Linked DNA regions of Homo sapiens: region 1 is linked to region 2. Evidence: chromatin contacts called from ENCODE Hi-C or POLR2A ChIA-PET data. All regions are on one chromosome and are shown on one strand. The core of a region is the stretch at or near the end of the contact, and the rest is flanking DNA. Distances in the headings are between cores, read along the strand shown. Region 1 has its middle 13 kb from the start of LINC02869. Region 2 has its middle 150 kb from the start of LINC02869.

Evidence for each region. A loop is a pair of places that touch in the nucleus more often than their neighbours do. ChIA-PET counts read pairs that join two places held with the same protein, here RNA polymerase II (POLR2A). Pooled maps may share reads with other maps.
Region 1: a map of PC-3 shows a loop between it and region 2 (1.8-fold over the local background). The contact joins two enhancer-like sites. A Hi-C loop is called at or near these places in 6 of 168 maps with a recorded cell type or tissue (IMR-90, PC-3, PC-9 and 3 more) and 3 of 50 pooled maps. POLR2A ChIA-PET finds 5 or more read pairs at or near these places in 7 of 52 experiments (A549, AG04449, BJ and 4 more).

What each region holds. Positions count from the first base shown.
Region 1 is chr1:218,495,140-218,499,912 of GRCh38, reverse strand. No RefSeq gene overlaps it. Among named protein-coding and RNA genes, the nearest start is that of LINC02869, 13 kb to the left of the region's middle. Within about 2 kb of position 1,777, at least 9 of the 41 ENCODE cell types and tissues checked have a DNase peak (open chromatin) inside an H3K27ac peak, as active enhancers do; they include PC-3, PC-9, endothelial cell of umbilical vein and 1 more, where a contact is called at or near this core.
Region 2 is chr1:218,657,640-218,662,500 of GRCh38, reverse strand. No RefSeq gene overlaps it. Among named protein-coding and RNA genes, the nearest start is that of LINC02869, 150 kb to the right of the region's middle. Within about 2 kb of position 1,605, at least 6 of the 41 ENCODE cell types and tissues checked have a DNase peak (open chromatin) inside an H3K27ac peak, as active enhancers do; they include PC-3, PC-9, endothelial cell of umbilical vein and 1 more, where a contact is called at or near this core.

The sequences.
Region 1 (4,773 bases), core at 528-3,027, 160 kb after region 2:
CTTCCTGAAAACACTTTTTAACTCAAGAGAATAGCTTGACTGTGATTGGTTTTGTTAGAAGTCAAAAGGAAGAGTGCAAAGGACTGACCTCCTATTTCAGGCTTAAAAAAGAAAAATAGCCTCATCTCATTTTGTGGATTTTTCCCCTTATCTTTTTGACACCGGGGGAACTTATTTCTTTTTTTTGGTTACACATATCACAGACAGTGAGGAGGCAATCCTTAGAGAGCTTCTATCTGAAGTGGTTTAACTAAAAGATGAGTCGCATTCTCAGTGCTGTTTCCCAGGTTCTGAGATATTTTTCACTCTTTTTCTTTCCCACAGCCAACACAAGGAAAATGGACTGTGGGTCAGGTAATGTAAGCAACAGACCACAAGATTATTGCCAAAAATGTAACCATCCAATCAACTTCAAAGGAAAATATTCATTAAAGTGACACATGTTAACAGTATTGAATTCAAAACACTTGTTTGGACACCCAGATGCCGGAAAGTGCCATATCCTGATTAGCTGAAATATTCTCAATTCTCTCAGATCTTCCTTCCTTATTTTGATTGCAAGTCAGGTTTCAGGGAAATTCTTTCCCACTACTGTCTACTGATCACATCACTAAAGCATTTAAAAATCTTACTTGTTTCCTATAAGAAGAAATGGAAAGCACAACCACAAATATTTGTGTAAATGTCACCATTTATTATTGGAGTCTTTGTTCATGCTGTTAGAGAATTATTGCAGCAAGTTCTTGTAGCTGGACTTCTCTTCAGACACTTCCTACACTGAACACGCACACTCAGACACGCCCATATGCTCACTCACTCTCTGTTTTTCTTCTTTATGCAGATGATTTTCCATTTCTTTTACCTTCTATATGTTGTCTTCAGATAGAAGGTATATGTTCTACTATGAGTGTTTTCAAGCCCAGGGGAAGTGGAAAGGCAAGAGAGCTGTTCTCTCCCATAGAAGGCAGAAAATAAAATCCACAGAAAGAAAGAGAAAGCACTTCCAGAAGGCAGCAAGTTCACGTCCTAGCCTATCATTCACCAAAAAGGAAGAACAGAGTGAGGCAGCAATATTGGGCTTTAACTCTTTCCTGGAATGCTCTGAACCAGATGCCCGGGATTTCATTTTTATAGAATTAGATCATAAATGGGACCAAGCTCCCGGTTCAGTCATTTGTCACCAAATAGCAAGAATGTGGTGTCCTAACATGGAAAGAATGTTATGTCCTAAACATTTATTTCTGGCCATGTCTTTCCCAGCCTTGAGATCAAAACTTCACCTAATAGATAAGCATGGGGCCTGGACCCCTTGTCCTACCCACTCCTCGGTAGATAGCACCCCACTTGCCCAGCCTCGCATGGTCATCTTCTCCATGTTTTAGCCTGGCTGGGGCTGCAGCGATCTTTAGCCTCAGTTATGTTTATGCAATGAGTCTCCCTCACATTTTCTCACACCCATTCATCTCTCTGGTAGGAGCAGGATTCCTCTCTCTGTTTCCCTTTGCCTTGCTGGTGTTTCTAGGAAAACAACTCTGTATTTTATTAACTGAATAAATATTGGTCATTTGTCCAACTCTATCGCTCAATCTCATGCTTGTTGCTATACAAGGAGTGTATATGCAGGATGAGCATGTGAGAGTCAAGGAGGGATCCAGTGGATTTCCAAACAATCCAGGTGCTAGACTGAATTATCTTTGGGCAGCATCATGAAATGCTGTAATTTGTCCCATCCCCATTAAGAGCTGTGTATGACGGATGATTCACTACAGCAATGTCAACAGTTTCTTGTCCAATAGTCAAAGGCTTTAGTCTCTGCATTCTCTACCAAGGGAACTATACTTTCTTACACAGAGGAAAAAATCTAGATTCACAGTTTTTCCTCATTCTGTCTTTGCTTACTGTGCCTGTCTTTCCATGCCCGGGACTAGCATTTACCACATGGTTATGCAGAAAGAATGCAATGAATTTATTTGATATCAGATTTTCCCAAACTTAAAAAAAAAAAAAGCAGAATTCTTAATGATGGAAAGGAAAACATTGGCTAAAATGAATGACATTTGGATCCAAGCCAAGGGTTAATATTTTTATTTCTATTTACACCTTTGTTACATGATTGATTGCTTTGGCCCAAGCTATTTGTACAGATGAGTTGCTTTGCATAAGAGTCATGGTATCCCAAAATATAGAAATACTGTTGAGAAGAGGGAGGTACAGGCTATGGGGTCAGAATCCCAGCTACATCTCTTATTAAGGTGTGACTCTGGGAGAGTTATGAAATTTTCTAAACCTCAAGGGTTTGTTTGTTTGTTTGCTTTTCAACTAGGCTGAATATCTTTTTAAAATTTTTTTAATTTTTATTTTATTTCAATAGATTTTTGGGAACAGGTGTAAACCTCAAGTTTTCAAATGCAGAGGATAATGATGTTACCTTACATCCTAGCGTGACTGGGAGACAGAAATGAGGTAGTTCACATAAAGCCCTCAGCTCAGTACTTGGCACAAAAGGTTTAAAAATGTTAATTTTATTATTATTATAATAAATACTAATATAGCAAATCCTATTTTAAGAGACATGTGGAAGTTTATTAGTTCATTCATTTATAATCTTGTGAGGAATCATTTTGTGAAGGAAAAAAATGTTTTGCAAAGTGAAAAATTATGCCCTTATTAATTGTTATATATATATGAACTGTTTTCAGCCCAAAGATATTTACATCAACTTCATATTTCATTAATAAGTTTTACCAAAAGATGTTTACACATACACAAAGCATACATAAACATGCATATACATATGATATACATGCATAGGTATTATATGTGTGTGTATATATAAATCTATACTTTCTTTTTCTTGAATCAATTATCAGCGCCCTATAAATCAGAGGACTTACTGAAGACACACACTAGTGTTTTCTTCTTAAGGTTCCAAGAGGGAAAAATCATTTGATAATCAACAGCTTCCTATACTGCAACACTCCAGGCTCCTCTCAGAGGACAAAGTTTAGTAACATTTGTATCATCATTACTCCATCTACATTCTCAGCCTCTAACTGCCTTAAGGGATACAGTCACTGTGAGCACAAGCCTTCTGAGGTTACCAGCAGGATGGTCTGGAATTCCACCCTCCCCTAAATGCCCAGAACATAAGTCATCACTGATGTTGACTTGAACTGATTCACACTGCCCAGGACTTCTTCCTTACTGAGTAGCAGTCCTTCACAGGATCGAATGAGATCATCTCCCTCTCGCTCCCTCTCTCTCTCTCTCTTTTTTTTTTTTTTTTTTATAGGGATGGGGAAAAAAGTGCTTTTAAAACTGCTGGGTCTTGCAATGTTTTCCAATATCCTAATGCCCTCTGCTTCTCCATTCCTCTCTATTCTAACAAGACCTCATCAAGTTGTGTTCTAAGAAGTATCTGATCTCATCCAAAGAAAAAAAAAATAAAACAATTTATAGACAGAACAAGGTAATATTCCATTCTAATGCACCTTTACTTCTTTGGCCAAGATTACAGCTTGACCACTCTGGATGATAAAGACACTATCTTCTAAGATTTTTGTTTTTATTTTGTTATACTTTTAGCTTTTTTGTTGGTTGAATACCAACAAAAAATACAGATAGTTTTTTGCCTCTCCTTTGACTTCATTACATATCTAACTCTTCTAACTTACTTGTGTCTAACTTTCCTATTGAGTTCACATTTTCTTACAAAAATGTGTCCCCAAGAAAGAATGCATAAGAGAAGATAGACAGTATTTTTAGAATTCTTAAATGACCTGTCATTGGAATTTTCACGTGAAAAGCATTTTCAGTTGACACATGTTATCTACTGAAATCTGTATAGATGTTGGGCCTCAAGAAAGAATACCCCAAAACGACAGCCTCAGCAACAGCCTCAGAAAGCAGACGTTTTTCTCTGACCTTCTCCTGCCCTCCTGTCTCACTCTTATTCTCTCCTAAGGCTAGCATAGAAACTGGAATCCCTCTTTTCTAGCGGGTCTCCAGGACAAAACCCCTTTGCCCCAAAGCCAGCCATAAGACCTAAAAATATTATTCTCATTTTCCCTCTCCCTTTCTGTGTAAAACCTGGCCATAAAGAAATGATCTGACCTACCTTGTTTGACTGTAGGTCATAAGACCCCCATTCCAGAAAGGGCCCCACCCCACCTTTTTAAAAGGAAAGAAGGGATGATCAGAGAGGCCGAGAAGAATCTAGGCAGACAGGCCTTGCTGGATTTCCCCACTCAGTCTATTAGCGTTAGACCATAACCCTTTTGCCTAATCATATTTCTACACGGCTGTCCATATTTTGTTTAACCCAAGCATAAAAATGGACGATTTCCTCTGTATCCTTGGGTGTTCATTCTGAAGACCCTCCATGTATGCATGTTAAATAAATTTGTATACCTTTTCTCCTATCAGTCTGCCTTTCAAGAGTTGATTTTTCAGCAAACCTTCAGAGGGCCCTTTGACCCTACATAGATTGTGTCTGGTCAGTGAGGAAGTATTTTGTTTGGGAACTACCATCATTACATTTATGCAGGACTTGAAGTGGGGGAACAATGGACACTTCAGTAGTTGCTGTTTATTCCCCAACTCGGGCTCTGCTTAAGCTTTAGGAGGAGAAGAGGATGCGAGAGGAATGGAAGGAAAGGGAAGAAAGAAGAAGCCCGGAGAAGCAGCTCCCTCATCTATATAATGAGAAAAAGTAAAGATACTAAAAGAGTCAAAGCCCCACCTAGCCCCAAGTTCAAATCCTAATTTAAAACA
Region 2 (4,861 bases), core at 356-2,855:
ATCAGAAAAAAATTCATCAAAAGCAAATTATGACAGATACATTCAGAGTAGGGGAAGGGAACAAATAGTAGAATAACCCTGAAAACACTTACTACATACATGTGGGAAATAACATACACTACAAATTGTTATTAGCTGATGAATGTGACTACACGTAAATGTAGATCTCGATACTGAAACCAGTTTGTTTGCAATTTGACAGAAGAAGATTATACTTCCCTAAAAGAAAAGTGAATTTTAGATATTTAAAAGATGGGTGGTTAAAACAAAATATTTTACTGATTAACAGGGAAATTCGTAAATTTCCTGAATTTACTGGGAAAGTTTTAATTTTAAATTCAATAATAATTAGCCATTTTATCTTTTTTAGTGAATATTATTTTTGTAAACCTTGAATCTGGCATTCTTCAAACCTGGCATTGGGCATCACCTGGATTTGAAAAAGCAGCAGCTAGTCTGTAGACAGGCCAGTTTCTACACTTACCACAACCTACTTAAAGCTTGTCAATCGGTGAAAATATCAACCTCTTACGAAGATGAATTTAGTTCGGAAAATTCTCTTTTAGTCATAGCAATGGTATTAAATCATCTAAACTGTTTCTAATTTATATTTAATCTCTAGGTTTTAAGGCATTCATTTACCATCAGAAGGGTTTAACTAATTCCTCTGTCTGTCCTTTACCCGTTACATGGCTTCATGACCTCTTCAGAAGCACATTGGCTTCACAAGTCCAGAGCCTATCAGAACCACCAACAATGCTGGGTTCCAAATGCAGTAGACACTAGAAACTGTTCCTAGAATAAATGAGGCATGGAGAAAAATGTAATAGGTTTGTTTCTTTGAATGTCCGCTGTGATAGCTTTTCAGACCAAACAATAGACCCTAAAGCTTTTATTCTAAACCAGGGTCTCTCAAACTCTGCACTATCTGCATTTTAATCCAGATTATTCTTTGTTGTCGGGGACTGCCTTCTATATAATAGAATGTTTTGCAACATCCGTGGCCTGTATTCACTAGGTGTCAGATACATCCACTGCCCTGAAGGGATGACAGCAAAAAATGTTTCTAGCTGTTGGCAAATGTCTGCTGGGGGAGCAAAATTTATCCCTATTTGAGACCCACTGGTCTCAAAGGTTTGGATGATAGTAGTGTTTAGAAATCAGGAGAGAATATTTTTAATCATACTGAGAGCATTTTTACCTATGGAATTATGTAATCTTTCTACAGCTACTTGGTTCAATTGATTAGAAATGAGAATAAGGTTAAGGCATTCTCCTTAAAATAACCTCAGCACTCTGTTAAATACATCTGATGCATTATTGCATTTAATCCTTGCAACAACTTTATGTAACCAACTTGCAAGATGAAGGGGAGATTTGAAAATAAAAAGTCTACCAAAGATCCAATGGCAATCCCCAAATTTAACACCAATTCTTCTTAACTAAAGTAGATACTCTTGATCACTTCATTACCCTTTTAAAAGCCCATTAGATAGACTCTGTTGCAGTTATAGACTACTCCCAATTCTAGATGCAATTCCTGGTCATAAGGGACCCTGATTAAGAGTATGGATGACTCAGCGTCAATGCATTCCCATTACAGGAAAAACATCTCAAGGGCTGTGATTTAGTGAAGGTGAGTCATTAGAGTCATAAAAAAAGAACAAAATCTGTATTTTACAGTGACACAAAATGAATCTCTACAATTATTCCATCTCAGATGACACTCTAGTTTATGGACCCTATCAGAAGGGTAACATTGGAAGAGAATTGTAGGATAACAGTGGGACTTTCTCCAAGAAAATGTGAAATAGAATCAAAAGGAAAGGGAGTGCTGTCACCTTCACATTTGACACTCATAGGCTGTGCTAAGGAAAGCATTTCTGGCATATTTTTAACCTTATTAAGGAAAGTGGACCCTGCTGGGTCACATGGACAAGTTTCCAATCCAATAAGAGTCAGAAATGCAAAAGAAAAATACCCTGGGAAAGTTTTCTCCTGCTTATATGTAGCAGAGACTATAGTGCATTCCCCTGTCCAGCCTATAATTAAGATGAAAGGCATGTGCCCCTCCAATTTGCCATCCAGTGGCATGGTTAACATTCCATCCTGGCTGCAGTGGCCTGATTTGTCTAATGCAACACATTTTTTCAGGAAAGAAAGAAAATAAAGTAAAACACACATTTTACTCTTAAGTGTTTCATAGGATGAGCTATTTCAGTTTCAACTATTTTTAACTCTGTTAAAAGAAAACATTTTTGAATTGAACGTTTCTTACAAGAACACAAATTTAAGGCTGCCTGTCTTAAAGTCTAGCTGTCTTGTTTGCTTAAGATGCTGCCTATTTTGTTGCTGCCATTGCCTGTGACGGGTCAGGCTAAAAAGGTTTGGACAGTGTGGTATGTGCTCAGAAGGCCAGATATTTTCCTCAGCCTCTTGGGGTATCAAAACTTGGCCAAAAAACCTTTGAGAAGAAGGCTGTTTGTGAAAACTCTAATACTTTTGAATTCCACCCAGACTGAAAATGGCATGAGAACAGTCTTTTTTCATAGAAAAGCCTCTCTTCCTACCTCTCCTTAAGCCCTTATAGCCCAAGCAGTCAAAAAATAATAAAGCATATCTGGACTGTGATCTTGATCTTAATCTACATAAACACATATAGAATTTTTTCAAAAATTTATATAAATTCTACACAACTATATATATGCACTCACAATTTACATATTTCTGGAATTTATACAGATACATATATTCATACAGCTATAAATGTCTGAATTCTGCTTTTGATCTTCTGGAAGGATTATCAGTGAATTGTCACTTATAATGTAACATTTTTTAATAGATTTCATTTCACTTACAGACTGATATTATTTGAAATATAATTATACCATAATTCCTCATGGTGATATGGAGTCAAAGCACACACTCATAGACCATTTTTTGTCTATAGAAATCACTTTTTGGAAGGTTCAGAAACTTATGGGTCTGACAAAATTAAGTCATTTCCATGGTAGCCACATTTTATCACCCCAAGGAGAATTCACATCAATGAATAGGTGAATCATTTCAAATCTTCCCAGCTGAAAAATTCAGACCAAAGTTTTAAAGTTTGGACTCTCATAGAAGGTGTGGAATAAATAGATGAATCTGCCTCATGCATGTTAATATCTTTCTTACTAATTGCAGGCCCAGTAAGACATCTTGCAGATGTATCCAATCCTGCACCTAAACTTAATGCCTACGGCCTTTTTACCAAGCAAACCCCTATTTTTTTTTGTTCAGGTCAATATACAAAAGGCAACGAGTTTCCTAGCACCACCCAGTCAGCTAGTCATTCGGCTACATTTTAGCCTCTCTTTAAAAGTTCTCTCCTGCCAGCTCACCCCACTCAGCTCACCCCTGAATGAGTCATGAGGCTTTTGATCACTCACGTCGTCTAAGGTTCTGCAAAGCCTGTGGTTCTGTGGTCCTGCTCAAAGACCACCAAACAGAATTACTCTGCCATGAGTTGCTACGAGTTCCCAGACCCAATTCTTCCAAAGATGTATTCAGTGGCTGTTCATTAATCAGTGTTCTTACTGCTCAATCCTACCTCTTTATAATTCTGACCGGTGAAATATAAAACAGGAAGAGAGAAAGGATTTATTTCACATCAAGATATGTTTTATAAATGCAACATATTATTCCCAAAATGACTACAGTCCTGATACAGGTGGGGTCAGCTTTTAAAAGTTAATTGTGTGAGAAATAACAGAGCGTAAAAGAAAATATGAGAAAGTTATCCATTCCTTTTAGAGATCAGTACACTAGAACAGTTATTTGTCAAGGCAGTTATTAAGCGTGAGCTATTGCTGAGGAAAGGAAAGAAGTTATACCTTGCCTAATGGTTAACATTAGTCAGGGTTAGTACTGGGACAGTAGAGGGGCTCAGACTAATGCAATAAACAATAAGCAACAAGGAAACTTGTTCTGAAATCCAGTAAATCCCTTCTGTACATGGTATGCACTACTGCTCCTACTGGCTCTACCACAAACTACTGGAAGAGAATTCTTTTTTATTTAGGTGTATCGCTTCTAAAGTATGCAAAGTTGTTAACTTACAAGAGGCAATTGATGTTCTCACTGGCTCATGTAGATAAGATTCAAACTCAGAAAGATTTCTATTAAGATGAATGGTGTCTATGCTGGTTTAATTCCAGCATAGCAAACTGCTTTTATGCAACTGGACTGGGATGGTCTGTCTTAGAATTCTTACCCCCAACCTCCTTGGAGCGTACAGCCAACCAACCACAGTAAAAGTACAATTGCAATAGGAATGAGAAGAAAGATGATCAACGATCAAAGAGAGGACCTCCTAATGCTTCAGAGAACAGACCTTCCTCTAAGTATTCCATCAGTGGCCAAACCCTCCTCTTGGCAGGAATGTTAGAGAGGACACCAGAACAATTGATGGTGCTTGTATGAGATAAACTTTAAGATTTCTTTCAACCTTGCAATGTTATGAAATGGCCTTATTCCAAATGACTGTTCCACTTTAGGAGAAAATTATGGTCTCTGAATTAATTCAAAAGAAATTTCCAAAAGTGTGCCAGGCTCAGCTGGATGTTATTAAAAAAAATAAAGAGAGGAATCTGCCTTGAAATGTCATTTGACCAACTCATCATTATCATCATCATCATTACATTATTGTTACCACCACAACTATAAAAGTGAAGGGTCTCAGAATTTTCCTCACTTTTCCATCTGTTTCTCTGAAATTCATTTTGCTATAATCTACCTGCTTAATATTAGAATTTATTTTCACTGTTGAAATAAAAATTAACCAGGCTGAAGAAGTTGATAGCATTTAGAGATGTTGAGT